Regions from separate parts of the Homo sapiens genome. Here region 2 is linked to region 1. A link is an interaction called in ENCODE POLR2A ChIA-PET data of the cell type or tissue named here. Cell type or tissue: endothelial cell of umbilical vein. All regions are shown on one strand. Links, peaks and the distances in the headings refer to the core of each region. The heading gives the core; the rest is flanking DNA. Region 1 overlaps ACOX3 (acyl-CoA oxidase 3, pristanoyl). Region 2 overlaps SH3TC1 (SH3 domain and tetratricopeptide repeats 1).

Region 1 (8,566 bases), core at 18-2,517:
GCACTGTGGGCAGGGCTGTCTGCACCGTGGGAGGGGCTGCGGGATACACTGTGGGTGGGGCTGCCTATGCACCCTGGAAGGGGCTGTGGGATATACCATAGGCGGGGCTGTCTGCACTGTGGGCAGGACTGTCTGCACTGTGGGTGGAGCTGTCTGTGCACTGCGGGTGGGCCTGTAGGATACACTGTGGGGAGGGCTGTGGGATACACTTTGGGCGGGCCTGTCTGTGCACTGTGGGCAGGGCTATCTGTACTGTGGGTGGGGCTGTCTGTGCACTGTGGGCAGGGCTGTCTGTGCACTGTGGGCAGGACTGTCTGCACTGTGGGCAGAGCTGTCTGTGTGCTGCGGGTAGGGCTGTAGGATACACCGTGGGCGGGGCTGTGGGATACACTTTGGGCAGGCCTGTCTGTGCACCGTGGGCAGGGCTATCTGTACTGTGGGTGGAGCTGTCTGTGCACTGTGGGCAGGACTGTCTGCACTGTGGGCAGAGCTGTCTGTGCGCTGCTGGTGGGGCTGTAGGATACACTGTGGGCGGGGCTGTAGGAATACACTGTGGGCGGAGCTGTCTGTGCACTGTGGGCGCGGCTGTCTGTGCACTGTGGGCAGGGTTGTGGGATGCACTGTGGACGGGGCTATCTGCATTGTGGGCAGGGCTGTGGAATGCACTGTGGGCGGGGCTGTTTGCACTGTGGGCGGGGCTATGGGATGCACTGGGGTCCTGGGCAGTGTCCCTGGTCCACTCACCAGATGCCAGAAGCATGCCCCACCCTTGTTATGACAAAAATGACTCCAGACATTACCAGTGCTTCCTGGGGGTAAACACTGCCCCCACTGAGGGCCACCCCAGCGTCCTACCTGCACGATAAAGGGATGCAGCCCATGGCACTGGTCCCCTGGCACACACAGCTTAGCAAACACCACCGCGTGAGTGGCTGTCTTGCCCATGTTGCCAACCCAAAACTTGGCAGCTTCGAAATCAGGGGAATGTATGATGAATTCCTGCACAAGGGAAAATTTAGGTTAGTTATAATTAGCAACTAAAGCACATGCAGAATTGGTGTTTTCCTTTTAGACAGATTCCATTTTCTACGTTCAAAATCTCTGAGGCAAGAGTTGAAACTAATCGCACATTTTAGTTCTTGTATGGCACAGGCAGGCCTATTTTTTAAACACAGCCTATTCCTGGGCCTTATGACTTAAAGAACCTTCAGATGCAAAATACTCCGCAGGCTGGCAAACGCTTCCAGGGAGTTTTCATTATCATATAGTCTTCAGTCCCTAACCACGCCCCTTAGGTAGAAACACTGTGGATACACTGTGGGCGGAGCTGTCTGTGCACTGTGGGCGGGGCTGTCTGTGCCCTGTGGGCAGGGCTGTGGGAATGCCGTGCAGTCCACTCAGTTCTTTAGGACCTCTAATTCACAACACACTGCTGCCCCCTTGCTGTCTCTCCCATCCACAGCTCCGTGATTGACAGTTATATCCCAAATGCCCCGAGCACAAGGCAGCCGCTCAGAACATCAGAAGGAAGGAAGGAAGGAACGCATGCGTGAACTAGCAGATGGGCTGTGGCATCACAGCGTTCGGTGTTTGGCTAGAAGGGGTGTGGACAGATCCCCAAGGAACACTGAGGGTGCTGCATGGGTCAGAAGCGAAGAGCACGTGGGAACAGGCAGGAGCTGGGCCGCTGGGGCTGGGCCTGCCCCAGGGGCGTCTGCTGGGAGCCCTTCGAGTAAGGCTGGGAGGGAGGATGCGGACCAGCAGTGCTGCATAATGTGGCCGGGATCCGCAAGGGGACAAAGATGAGCGCCTTCAGGCAGACAGCCCGCAGGTGGCCCACAGAGCTGCCCTGGGCCGCCTCGGGAGACACTGATCCTCCACGCGGAGCTTGCCAGTCACTGCTAGGGGCTGTCGTGGCTAAGTTTTGGTTCTGGTTCCAGCCCCTGCAGGGTGGGAGGCTACAAAATAACGTGCCGGGGAGGGCTTCCTCCTGTCTAACCAGTGGGATTCTGTAAACAGAGTAGTGAACAATCATCCTATAGATCCTGAAGTTTCACTGAGGAGAAGTAGGAGGTGGGGTGGCTGCCAGCCATGCCTTCTGTTCTCTTCTCTCAGGGGACCACCAGCTCTTCGCCTGCGAGGGTAAGGAGGGCTCCCAGTCTCAGCCAGGCCCTCCCCATTCATTCTTCAGCACGCGGCAGTTCTGATACCTCCACCTGTCACTCATTCTCCGCAGTGCAGGTGTGCACTGCAACACCGGCCCAAGCCGGCTCCTCGGGGCCTGCACTGCTCCACACAGATCTTTCCCACTGTCTCGACTGTCTGGCTGCCTCCCTGCGCCCCGGCATACCAGCTTTGCTCTCTGGAGGGCCTCCATGGTGCCCAGCACATCTCACTTCTTTCTGTTGGTGTCTGTGTCTCCCCCCAGCCCACAACTTCAGGACAGCAGAGACCTGTCTGCTGTGCTCGCCACTTCCAGCCCAGTCTTGGAAAGCTGTGCCTCACACACAACAGGTACCCAGCAATGCCTGCTGTCCAAATAAATGCTCAGCCAGCAGCCCAGCCTGGATCCTGGGCACCCCAACTCTACGGATCTGATGCCACACTCTGACCTCCACTTAGGGATCAAATGCCAAAAAGAAGGAGGTGGAAATGGGAAGTGGTCCTCTGATGCCCCACCCCAAGGCTACCTGGGTGCTGTTGTCCATCTGCCTGTCAGAAAGGGCCCCACCTCCTGGCACTGCAGGCCACAGGCAAAGAGGACAGCAGGAGGAGAAGCAGCCATGGGGCCAGAAAGACCTGGGTTCAGATAAAGATATCTTATGGCTTAAAAGAAAATTCTGAAAAGAACCTCATGCCCTACTTTCTCCTAGCCCCACTCTGAGAAGGAGCCTTGGCCCCACTCCCAAGGCCCCACAGCAGGGGCACCCTGTGCGAGGACCACCTCTTATCCCTGCTGGGCTACGGGTCCGCTTGAGTTCATTCCTGGGCTCTTCCATGCAGTACCCCAGGCACAGTCCACACAGCCCAGGCTGTGGAATGAATGGATGGATGAAAGAATGAATGGATGGATGGAAGAATGAATGGATGGATGGAAGAATGAATGGATGGATGGAAGAATGAATGGATGGATGAGAGAATGAATGGATGGATGGAAGGATGAATGGATGGATGGAAGAATGAATGGACAGATGGAAGAATGAATGGATGGATGAAAGAATGATGGATGGATGACTGGTTGAGCACATCCGCAGGTGCAGAGCTTCACTTCCTGCCACACAACAGTCCTCCCTGACCACTGCCAATGGGGGAGGGTGGAAGGCGGGTGAGGAAAGACTGGCAGGGAGACCTAGGCCTCAGGGACAAGCGGAGGCCAAGGAGAGTCATGTGGTGGCAGGGAGGCAGGGCCAGGGAACAGAACAGGGTGGGTGAGGACCCTCCCCATCCTCCCTCGCTGCCCTGCGCCCCTCCACAGCACTGATAGCCCTAGGGCATCCATCTGTGGCCCATCTCCCTCCACCCCTGTGCCCCTCCACAGCACTGAGAGCCCCAGGGCATCCATCTGTGGCCCATCTCCCTCCAACCCGCACCCCTCCACAGCACTGACAGCCCCAGGGCATCCATCTGTGGCCTGTCTCACTGCACCCCTGCACCCCTCCACAGCACTGACAGCCCCAGGGCATCCATCTGTGGCCTATCTCCCTCCACCCCGCACCCCTCCTCAGCACTGACAGCCCCAGGGCATCCATCTGTGGCCCATCTCACTGCACCCCTGCGCCCCTCCACAGCACTGACAGCCCCACGGCATCCATCTGTGGCCCATCTCCCTCCACCCCTGCACCCCTCCATAGTACTGACAGCCCCAGGGCATCCATCTGTGGCCCATCTCCCTCCACCCCGCACCCCTCCACAGCACTGACAGCCCCAGGGCATCCGTGTCCCGTCTCACTGCACCCCTGCGCCCCTCCACAGCACCGACAGCCCCAGGGCATCCATCTGTGGCCCATCTCCCTCCACCCCTGTGCCCCTCCACAGCACTGACAGCCCCAGGGCATCCATCTGTGGCCCGTCTCACTGAACCCCTGCGCCCCTCCACAGCACTGACAGCCCCAGGGCATCCATCTGTGGCCCATCTCCCTCCACCCCGCAACCCTCCATGCACCCCTCCATGCACTGACAGCCCCAGGGCATCCATCTGTGTCCCGTCTCACTGCACCTCTGCGCCCCTCCACAGCACTGACAGCCCCAAGGCATCCATCTGTGGCCCATCTCCCTCCACCCCTCCACCCCTCCACAGCACTGACAGCCCCAGGGCATCCATCTGTGGCCCGTCTCACTGCACCCCGTGCCCCTCCACAGCACTGACAGCCCCAGGGCATCCATCTGTGGCCCGTCTCACTGCACCACACCAGAACTCCCAGGCAGCAGCCACAATGCAGGTACCAGAGAGGTCAAGAGGATGGCAAGGACCCGAGGAGTCAGACTGCGGTGGCGGAAATGGACAAGGCAGGCTCTTCGCAGAGGGACAGCCACAAAGGGCAGAGGGCAGGGAGCATGTTGTCTCCATGGGGCCCACCGTAGAAACCACGGGCCATGAGAACGGTTTATGAATCCACTACGCATAGGCAGCCAGGTAAACAAGGCAATAAATTTTACAGAATGAGGGCTTCTTCACTGCACTCAAATTACACACAAATCCAAACCACGATCAATTCCCCATAAAGTTCATGGTGGGCACAGGCTTTGTCCTCCAATGCCTGATCTCCTGGGCCCCACTTTTCAGTGTGATGAATCTCAGTGGGTATTTCTACACAAGTGTATGTGGACAGGCCTCTTGCTTTAATGTTTTTTTTTTCTTATTCTGGGCAACGGCATTTGCACTCATGACGTCTCATATGCTCCAAACTCAGGGACCCGGGGGAAGGTAATACCTACCTCAGTGGCAGGATCGTAGTGGGCAGTTGTGCGAATGGCCTTGGTATTACTGCCGTGGCTTAATTCGGTCAGAGCAAAACATCCAAAAATCTAAATGTCAAAGCACAAAATGATGGAAAGCAAGAAAAGTTCTTTGTGCACATTCCCAGAAGGACCTCACTGCCATCTTTCCTTTAAAGATGAAACCACATATCAAAGCCCCAAATTTCCATCTACCCAACTAGTGACTTGACTGAGTCATGCTGCCACACTCAGCTGGCAACCACAGCAGCCTAAACCAAGCTGACCGCAGCTGCTCCACGTCAGCAAGGTGGCAGGAACTGCTCATCAGGAAAAGACAGTGGAAGGCCTCAGTGACAATTCACCTGGTGCTAGGAAGTCAATGTGCCTGTGTTTGCTAAAGAACAGTGCTAGCTATTTGGTGAGAAGCCTGAGAACACTAGGAAACAAGAAGAGCATAAGCCCCCTGGGCACCCCCTTCTACAATCTTCTCTTTTCACAAATCTCTACAGAGATCAAGCAAGAGAACCAGGCTCACAATTTACCATGAACCAGAACTTACCTCCATCCTGAAGATCTTTTGAATATATGTGAGATGTCTTTCAGAACCAGAACTGTAAACTGCTGATCCAAAAACCTGAAAGTATAACATCGTCCTATCAACAGGGGGCAGGTAAGAAGAGTACTGCTCTTCCGGAACATCACAACAGACAACGGCACTCAACACCATGCCCACGCTGGTTCCCTGCCACACTGCACTTTCCCCAAGGTGGAGAACAAGTGCTGAGAGGTTAGCCAGCAGCCTGGATGCCCAAGGCCAGGGTCTCCTGACACACAGCTGCCCCGGGTCCCTGAGTTCATGTGAGTGGTAAGACCTACATCTCTGTGCCGAGCACCTTGTATAAGGCACACAGAAATCACCTGGGAATTAAGATGCCTGCAAGGAGTCCTGGGGGTCTGAGGACAGCAGGGAGAGCTGTAAGGAGAGCAGAGCCCACCAGCCCATCAAACAATGCAGGCAAGGCTAAGGGCAAAGCCATTTTGCCCAAGCTCAGCTCTGCTGGTATGTTACAAAGGAAGGAAAAACACAGGTTTCTCCCTTTGGCCTACTTTTTAAATTTTTTTATTTTTTTTTTAATCATTTGTCTCTTTTTTTGTATGAGGTAAAAAAAAAAAAAGTCCCAACAGCTCCTCTTCTGATGGGACTTGAAGCTTCACCACATTGTATTTTATTCAAGGACTTATGGGTGCAAATTTACAAATACATGATGGTGGATGGGCTTGAAAATAAAAAAATGAAAAGGGGGACTGAAATTTTTTTAAAAACATTAAAAAAAAGATAATTTTTAAAATTTGCAAATATAGCTGGACAAACTGGTGTTTCTCTGCCTCTTGGTTGGCCCTGGGACAGGCATCCCTCAAGGCTCAGCGCAGCATGAAAGCCGTTTCCCTCTCCCCTAGGCCGCATGCTCACCAAGCTATGGAGGAGGTACTTGGCAGCCAGAGAAGAGTCATACATGCCCAGGCACTGAATCAAGGCGGGGACCTTCAGAGGGCTCTTGAACATGTCTTCGACACTGAGGAAGTCATACTCGAAGATCCGCTTGCATCGAAGGAAGTTCAGCTCGCGATACTTCTCCAAGGACAGATCGGCTCCAGGGGAACGAGCGAAAAGAGGGTCATTCTCAAGAGCTGAGAAGATGGTTTTCTGGAAATGCAGGAGATGGGTAAGGCTTATTTGGAGTAAAAGATGGACTCTCCATGTGCCCTTATATAGTTGACCTCCAGGCCACAGGCTTCATGGGACACAGTCTGACCCGGAGACACCCAGACAGAGATATGACTATCATTCCCAATGGACTAGAGGACTGGAGGCTTAAGAAACATCAACAATCCGTGTTCATTTCCAGACTCCTCATCAATTCCCTGAGGCCTGTCCTGGGGTGCAGAGAGGAGAGAGGCCGCGCTGCCTGGGATGAGCCTCGCCCGGCAGAGGAGGAGCTGTGAGAGCCAGAAATCCCATTCTGCTAACGAACTAAGACCCCACTGGGAAAAAAGACAAGCTGCGCACAACCGCACGCCTCACCTTAAAGCGGAGCATGCCCTCCCCTTCCGTGAACAGCGCCAGCTCCTTCCAGCTGAAGGACGCTCTTGCTCGGTAGGCATCGAGGGGCCCCCTGGGGAATTCTGGGAGCAGAGCTGTGTCGCCTCCTTCCACAGTGGATGCCATCGCGTGATAAGAGCCTGCACAAAACATGCAACCTGAATCCATGCTCTCCCATCTATGGGTTCAAACTACCCCCACCAACAGGAGAGCCCGCAACACCTTACAAATCAGAGAAAAGTAAACTTGAAATCCAAAAGGATGGCAAAAGAGAATCACTCTGTGAATGGCTAGCATCATTTTCCCAGAAGAAAAGGCGAGAAGAATTCCCTCGTCCACTCCTGAACACAGATGCCAAGGACACAGAAGAGAGCCAGGCACAGCCTGGGGGTCACCAGGCACACAGGGCAGAGGGTTTGTCAGAGTCTTGTTTTCTGTCACACAGCCTTGCCTGAGAGTACCCTGCCCTCTTGGGAGCACCCCGGACATCCAGACTCATCCCCAAGGCTCACTAAACCCAGGGTCAGGAAGCATTCCCTCTGGAATCCAGCCAGTGCCAGCTGGTCCACTCTGGCCACACACAATGGTACCTCACGTCTCCACCCACCGCCGGTCCACCTGGACACAGGGCCTCCAGCACAGAACCTCTGATCACAGGCTTCTGCACTGGCTTCTCCTCGACATATAGACACCTGGCTTCCCGCTAACACAGCAGGCCTCCCAAAACTCAGCTCTCTTGACCAAATAACCATTCTGGAATTTTCTGGATAGACTGGGTCCTTTTCCAAGTGGCTTGGCTGATGAAGGCATTGAAGGGAATGGCTGGTGAACCCAAGTCTGTCTGAGTCCTGGGCGTGGGCCGCCCACCTTCACTGTTTAAGGCCTAGAGGAAAGAGGAACTTTTGAGTCCTTTGAGCTGAAACAGCCTGCGGTGCTGGAGCCTGAGTCTGGCCGCTCAGGATGCTGACTCCCCTCTGTGCAGGGAGGTGGGAGCCGCAGGTCTGAGCACCTGTTGGTGGGCGGCGGCAGGAATCCTGCCTTCTATAGTCTTATCTTATTTCACCCTCCAACAGCTGTGAGCCAAGTACTACTGCCCCCCATGAAAGATGGAGAAACGGAAGCTCAGAGAGGCTGTGTTTCCCAAACCCCCTCCGCTGAGAAGTGGGGAGAAGGGCTCCAAGCCCAGCAATGTCTAACCTCAGAGTCATGCCTTTCAAGTACCACCTTAAGACACTGGAAAAGAAACACAAAGTAAACTTAAATTATTTCCTTCCTTCTTAAAGCAGAAGGAAGAAAATAATAAAAGATAGAGCAACTGTGAATGAAACAGAGAACAGAAAAATAGAGAAAAATCAATAAACGATCAAGTTGGTTCCTTGCAAAGACTGACACAATTGGCAAACTTTCAGCTAGACTGGCCAAATAAAAAGGAGAAAACACAAATTCCTCATCAGGAATCAAAGACGGGACATCACCACTGACCCTAAAGAAATAAAAAGGATTATAAGGGAATATTGTGAACCATGG
Region 2 (7,205 bases), core at 789-3,288, 210 kb before region 1:
CTGAGGCCCTGCACTCTGAGCATCCCCAGGGAGCCTTCCCTGACTGTGGGATTCCCTCCCCGGCCAGAGCTAGGGGACCCTCTCTATGCCTCATAGAACCTCCCTCACGGAACCATCACTATTCTGTCGAAATTCCCAACTTAGCAGGCCTGGGTCTCCCTCCCTCTGTGTGGGAGGTGGGTGGTTGTTGAAACCAAGGACTTTAGACCGTGGGCTCCTCCCGCCCCTGCTCTGCTGATGGAGCCCAAGGTATGAGGTGAGCTGGGGCCTGGGAGGCCAGTTCTCAGGGTGACAGCCACAGCCATGGGGGCAGGGGTGATGGCTGGGCTTACATGACACCCACTCGTCCCTGTCTGCAGCCAACTTGCCCCCCATGAGGGTTTCCTCATCCTGTACTAAACATTACACAGGAGCTGCCTCTTGGGGAGCAGCCTCTGTGAAGGGACCTGTCGCCACAGTGGTGGCCCGAGCCGAGAGCAGTGCGGGGAGGGAGGAGGTGCTCGTGGGTGGGAAAAGGCATGGCAGGGATGGCAGCTTCAGTGTGCACTTCTGCTTTGGTCTGACAGGTGTGCGGGTGCGTGTGTGTGTGTGTGTGTGTGCTTGCACACAGGCTTGAGAATTGCCTAGCCCCTCAGAGCCTCAGTTTCCCCATCTCTGCACTGGGGAGGTAGGCCTTCCCTGGGGGTTGCTGGACCAAGGTGTCTGGTACCAGGAGGTGTGCCAGTTGGCACCTACTGTCCTGGGACTGTCCTGAGGTCAGTCTTGACCGCCTCTGGGTTTTCAGGCTCAGAGCCTCGGGGGAGGGCTGGGGGTGCTGGGGAAGGAAACTGGGCTCCATCTGTGCTTGATGTATGGTGAGATTTTCCGTGCTGCTGTCTAACGCAGGCCCAGCTTGCCCTGTTTGGTAAAAAACTGAGGTGGGGAAGAAATAAGCCCAGCATCTCCGCAACTCCTACCTCCCATCTCCCCGCCCCTGCAAGACATTCTGAGCAGACACTGGGACAGACTTTGTGGCGCATGGACTCGTCCCCCTGCTCCTGGCTTGAAGCTCCCAGGGGTGCCTCTCTGCCCTTCCCAGGTGCTCGATGTCCAGGGCCTCCTGCCTCCCCTTCACAGCTGCGTCCTCTGTCCCTGACTGCAGACCCCACGCACCCCCAACAGCTGCCTGATTTGCCTCCCAGTCCCCTGCCACGTTCCCCGCCCAGAGAGCAGGGTGGAAGTGGGAGATGGGGATAAGGACAGGAGGCTCTGGGGGTTGTCCTGGCAGCTGGAAGGCCCCAGCCTCGTGGGCCCATCAGGGCTCTGAGGCCCGGACGGAGGCCCTGGCAAGCCCTGGGTGCCCTGCCCCCCAGCATCCACCACAAAAGGGGTGACAGGACAGCAGGAGGCCAGACTTGCACTTTTGCTCCCAGACAGAGGTCAGAGGCATGGCCGTCCCGGTTCTCCATGCCCTGCCTGCAGAGGGGATGTTTGCTGGCCACTGAGGGGCTTCAAGCCAGGAGCAAGGGGACGAGTCCACGCACCGGAAAGTCTGTCCCAGTGTTTGCTCAGAATATCTTGCTGGGCGGGGAGATGGGAGGCAGGAGCTGCGGGGCACGCTGGGCTTATTTCTTCCCCACCTCACATTTCACCAAGCAGGGGCAGCAGAGCCTGTATTAGACAGCAGCAGGGAAAATCTTCTCACCACACATCAGGCACGGATGGAACCCCTTTTCCTTCCTCTGCATCCCCATTGCTCCCCGAGGCTCTGGACTTGAAAACTGCCCTGGCCATGGTGTTCTGGAGGGGCAGGGTGGACCTTTCCCCACCCACAATCAGTGAACAGTGAGGCCCCCCATGACCAAGCCCTCCCTTTGGGGACAGCAGGGTTCTGACTATGTGCTTGCCATCCTCCTCTCTTATTAGCGCCTCTGTCTGAGGCCGGAGCTGAGGAGGACGTGGCTGACCCCGTCCCTGCGGCCACAGCTGGGGTTTGTCCCCTGTGCACCTCAGCCCTGGCCCAGGCTGCCGTCCCCATGGCCCCTGTGCCTATTTGTGACGCTGGAAGGGGGACTCGAATGTGTCCTTCTGTGTCTTCTGACAGGCGACGGAGCACTGTTCCGGGAGCACGGTCTGTTGGGTGTGACGGCCCAGCAAAGAGGCAGTGACCGGCTCCTGAGGAGGGGCACAAGGCACCCAGGGGTTCTGCCTCGACAGGGAAGGGGACTCCAGGCAGAAAACCAGCGAGAGGAGGCCCCGTGGAGGAAGGGAGCACAGCAAACCCGAGATAGGGAGGGGAGGCGCAGCAGCGGTGCGGGATCACGCCCACCACAACACGGTGCACGGTGCGGTGAGGGGCTCGCTGGATCTGAAAGGTGCAGGCGCTCAGCAACGCTGGTGTTCTCTTTCTGGACCCCAGGCCTGGACACAACCTCCGTGCTGGTTCTGGAGGGGCCACCTCTCCTGACCACACCCCCTCTGTCCACAGGGCCAGGCATGTGAGGTCTCTGCGGGTCATGGAGAACCTCCCTGCCGTGACCACTGAGGAGCCGACCCCCATGGGGAGGGGTCCTGTGGGACCCTCAGGAGGTGGCAGCACCCGGGACCAGGTCCGGACTGTGGTCATGAGGCCCTCTGTGAGCTGGGAGAAAGCGGGGCCCGAGGAGGCCAAGGCGCCAGTGAGAGGCGGTGAGTTCATTCCACCCTCACCACCCGCCCTCCATCCCACCCACTTCTCCACCCCACCCGCCCCGTCCATCCATCCCTCACCACCCTGCCTGCCTCCAGGCCTCTTGGGGCTGGGGCTGGAGTCTGCTCTCCATCACTTCTCGTTTCCTTCCCCCGCGTGTGTTTAACAGGAGCCACTGTGCCCGCTGAGTCACTTGAGAGGCCAGGGCCCAGCTCGTGTTTTTCCAGGGACGCGTCAGTGATAACAAAACTGGCAAAGAACGAGGCAGGGGCCTTTGAACCCCCATGTTCAGAGACCGTTCCAGAAACAGTCCGATGGGTTTGGCCTTGGAACCCCTGAGAGTCCTCAGGATGAGGCATCCTCGTTCTCCAGGAGGCACCCAAGGTGCAGAGAGGGAAGGGCCGGGCCAGGCCACCCTGTGGTCAGGGGCCGGGCCAGGACGTGTGCCCAGTTTCCTGAATTCCCGGGAGACCTGAAGAGTGACCTAGGTGATCTCCAGGATCCCCTCTTACCCCCATCCTGAGACCCTGAAGGGGACGAGGGGAGAGGCAGGGGAGACCAAGGCCTGCACGGCCCCTCCCGGCAGGAGACAGCTGCGGTTGTGACCCGTCCCTGGGCCTCGTCCTCCCAGTGTCCAGCCTCAGCCCAGTCTCCTCTTAGCTGCCTATGTCCCTGTCTTGGGACTCCAGGGCTTGGCACATGGTAGGTGCTTCGTCACTGTTCAAGGGATTGATGAATGAAGGATGTGTTTGGACAGTGGCGTGGAAACCTCAGATGCTGTCGCCTGGCTCACAGCCAGGTGTGGGAGTGTTTTATACCTGCGATCCTGCCCTTCTGCTTGAGGGTGGAGATGGGAGGGGGTGGATGGCCTCCTGCACTGATCACAAAGGGGAAGTGGTCTGCAGGCACTGGCATGCCTGGGCAGGAAGGGCGGCTCAGAGGTTTGGGGTGGGGCCTGGGCCTGGGGAGCCCACCTGGCCATGGAATCGCGTTCCCTCCAGGGCAGGCCTCATGAAAGGAAGGGGCTGCGCTGTGCCCAGGGCCACGAGTGCACAAGGAGACTGAGACGCGCAGGAGGGCCCTGGCCAGCCTCCCACAGAGCCGCGGGGCCCAGGGAGGAGCTGGGAGCCTCTGGGAAGGGGAGTGGTAGGAGTTGGAAGCCTTTGCCCTGAGTGGCTGGGTGTTTCCTCCTCCGGAGGCTCAGCAAAGCACCGTGGCATCGCCTCTCCCTGGAGTGAATCTCTGTGGACCGAGCGGAGGGGAGCTGAGGAAACTTTCCCTGCTTGGCCAAGGGAAAGCTGGCTTGGGGTGGGGCTCCTCATCAGCTCCTTCACCTCCTCGTCTTCTCTGGACAATTTCAGATAGACATCAAAGGTGGCAAGAAATAGTACAGATAATTCCATTTGCCCATACCCAGGTTCCCTGAATGTTCGCATTTTAGGACTTTTACTTTGTGTGTGTACTCGTGTGTGTGTGTGTGTGTGTGTGTGTGTGTGTGTGTGATTTTCTTCTGATCCTTTTGGGAGTAAATTGCAGACATGATGCCCCTTCATCCTAAAAGGTGTCCATATTTCCTAAAACCAGTACATTCTCTTATATAACCGCATTGTAATTATTTCAATGTTAATTCCCTGCTTTTAATAACACCATCACCTCATCTACAGGCCTCATTCAGATCTTGCCATTTATCCCAATAATATCCTTTATAGCAAAAAAAAAAAAAAAAAAAATTCCTGGGTCACACCTTGTGTTCTGACGTGACCGCGACCTCTCTGAGGTACCTTTTAATCTGGAGGCTGCTGTTTTGAAGGATACAGTTTGGATCTTTTGTAGAATGTCCCTCGATTCGAGTGCAGCTACTATTTCTTCACGATCACATTAGGGATTTGGGCAGGAATCCCGCAGAAGTGATGTTTCTTCAGTGCAGACGATGTCTATTAGTCTCTGGCTGGTGACGCTAATTTTGGTCCCTTGGAGAAGGGGCGGCTGCCAGTTCTCCCCACTGCACAGTTATTTTTCTCCCCTCTGCAGTTAGTAAGTAGCTGGGGGGACAACACTCTGAAACTGCGTGAATATCCTGTTCCTCATCAAATTCATGAAGCGCTACTGTCTCATCATGGGCTGGCCTGGCTGAAATAATCCTTGCGACAGAGGCTGCCAGGCAGTGACTGTCTAATTAGGCAACCCTTCTCCATTCAGCAATCAGCTTTCAACTCTAAGGAAGAGCTGTCCCGCTCCCCAGTTATCCATTGATTTATTTCATTGTAGGCTCACACATCTTTAATTGCATCTCCATACTATATACATCATTACCTATTTTGTCATTCAAATCACCCTAGATTTGGGCTTTCCCTGTGTCTTCGTCACTTAGTGGGTGCGTCCTCACTTTCTGGGACATGAGATATTCCAGGCTTATCTTGCACTTTCCCTGCCATAGCCCTGGGATCGGCCATATCCACAGCCCCGTGTTTCCAGGGAGCCCTGGCTTTTCAACTGGAGGATGGTGTTTAGAAGCTGTTGGGCCGGAACTCTATCAACTTCAATAGGGATGGCACCTTGTTTGAGAGACTGAAGAGGAGACCCAGAGCCAGCGACCATGACACAGGGTTGATTGAGAGGACTTGCGTACAGGGTGGTTCAGCAGTGGCGGGCTGGACAGGACCCCTGTGAAAAGCATGCAGTTGATGTAGCATTTTCCCTTAGCACCCTCCCTCTACCATCCTCCACCTGGCAACCCTCATCCAACCCTTCCAAGCAAAGGGGCAGGATCTGCATGGCCTGCATTCCCTGCAATGAGCCAGGGGCTCAGATCTTCTTCAGACAGGGAGTGAATCTCCAGGCTGGCTGCTGCTGGATTCTTTAGCTCAAAATCCGAGCACACGTTCTTCTTAGCCCATGGGGGCATCTGCGGGGTGTGTTTCGGTTACCGCTGTCAGGTGCATCGGCCAACGGAGTCAAGATCTGAGCACCACATACTTCTTTCCATTTGAAACATTTCTTTCTTTTTTTTTATTTTTTGAGATGGAGTCTCGCTCTGTTGCCCAGGCTGGAGTGCAATGGTGTGATCTCGACTCACTACAACCTCCGCCTCCTGGGTTCAAGTGATTCTCCTGCCTCAGCCTCCCGAGTAGCTGGGACTACAGGTGTGCGCCACCCTGCCCGGCTAATTTTTGTATTTTTAGTAAAGATGGGGTTTACCATGTTGAAACTCCTAACCTCAGGTGATCCACCTGTCTGAGCCTCCTAAAGTGCTGGGATAACAGGCGTGAGCCACTGCGCCCGGCCCATTTGAGACATTTCTGAGCCCCCACTGCATGCCTAGCTCTGGGCTTGGGCTGGGGCTGCAGAGCAAGTGAGGCCTAGGAATGGGCTCTGGCCACACCGGGCGAGTGCACGCCACTGCAGGTGGTCAGCAAATGCGGGTGTGAAGTGAACACCGTCCCAATGCAAGGCCCAAGACCACTGTGGCTGTGCGGCGCCCAGGGCTCTGAGTGAGACGTCTAGGAGGCTGTGAAGACCGGCCACACAGAAGTTCACTACTCTCTGCTGCAGTTGCAGGTTTTCCTAATCAGATCCCCCTGGATCCTGAGGCCTGGATAGAGAAACTGCGCAGGACAGAGATGAAGTGCCCAGGCCAAGATGCAAACTCTGCAGGACCAATGGCCAGAGGGGTGACCCCCAGCAGGGAACCAAGCAACCAGTAGGGGTCTATGTCCTGGCTCCTACCTGCACAAGCTGTGAGGCTGAGCCCGTCTGTGGGCTCAGATAAAGTCCTCCAAAGATGCCCATGTCCTTATCCCCACGACCTACGCCTGCATTACCTCATCCAGCAAAGGGGACTTTGCAGATGTGATCAAAGGCAAGGATCTCGAGATGGAGAGATGATCCCGGATGCTCCAGTGGGCCCTCCATGGAATCACAGGGCTTTTGTAGGAGGAAGGCAGGAGGGAGAGGCAGAAAAGGAGATGCAGTGACAAAGCGGAAGTAGAAGTGGCGGCCACAAGCCGAGGGACGTGTGCGGCCTCTTGAAGGCGAGGAGTGGATTCTCCCCAGAGCCCCTGGGAGGAACAGGGCCCTGTCCACACCCTCACTTTAGCTCTGTGAGGCCCATTGGAACTTGAGAGCGGCGGGATCATACGAGTCGTGTGGTCTTAAGCCTCTGAGTGTGGGGCAGCTTGTCACAGCATGCTGGGAAGTGCAGGCAGCTTCCCTCCTTGCTGGGCTCTGGGGAGACTGGAGGAAGGCAGCTGTGGGAAAGGCGGCTCGTGCGGGACAGAACTCACCTCTTTTCTTGCAGAGAGACCTGGAGCGTTTGGCGCCTTCAGAGGAGCCAGGCCTTTGCTTGGTCTCCCCTAATCCTGGGAACCTGCTGTGTTGCAGACGAGGCTCCTCCTGCCCGCGTGGCTGGGCCTGCTGCTGGGACCCCTCCCTGCCAGATGGGGGTTTATCCCACAGGTAAACATCCTGGGCCCTACACAGGGCTTCAGGTTCAAATCCGGGCTGTGCCGCTCCCTGGGCATCCAAGAGTCCAACCCAG

The links. Peaks named below come from ENCODE experiments on the same cell type or tissue, not always from the same donor. Only the 100,000 strongest peaks of a DNase experiment are listed, where the experiment ranks them.
Region 2: POLR2A ChIA-PET joins it to region 1 with 8 read pairs; 4 of 35 experiments call an interaction of 5 or more read pairs at or near these places.

Annotation. Positions count from the first base shown.
Region 1 is chr4:8,409,357-8,417,922 of GRCh38, forward strand. ACOX3 (acyl-CoA oxidase 3, pristanoyl) reads right to left here. Exons shown (of 18, transcript NM_003501.3): 2 at 7,022-7,179; 3 at 6,410-6,643; 4 at 5,498-5,572; 5 at 4,936-5,025; 6 at 856-999. The coding sequence starts at 7,165. Among named protein-coding and RNA genes, the nearest start is that of ACOX3, 27 kb to the right of the region's middle. In endothelial cell of umbilical vein, for the core only: a CTCF peak has its summit at 1,422; a DNase peak (open chromatin) is centred at 1,395.
Region 2 is chr4:8,202,700-8,209,904 of GRCh38, forward strand. It overlaps SH3TC1 (SH3 domain and tetratricopeptide repeats 1), which reads left to right. Exons shown (of 18, transcript NM_018986.5): 2 at 2,468-2,667; 3 at 7,049-7,123. The coding sequence starts at 2,496. Among named protein-coding and RNA genes, the nearest start is that of SH3TC1, 7.0 kb to the left of the region's middle. RefSeq lists enhancers at 3,193-3,694, 3,456-3,505, 3,536-3,625, 3,695-4,194, 6,318-7,082. In endothelial cell of umbilical vein, for the core only: no CTCF peak of the experiment used is centred there; no DNase peak of the experiment used is centred there; H3K27ac peaks cover 788 bases.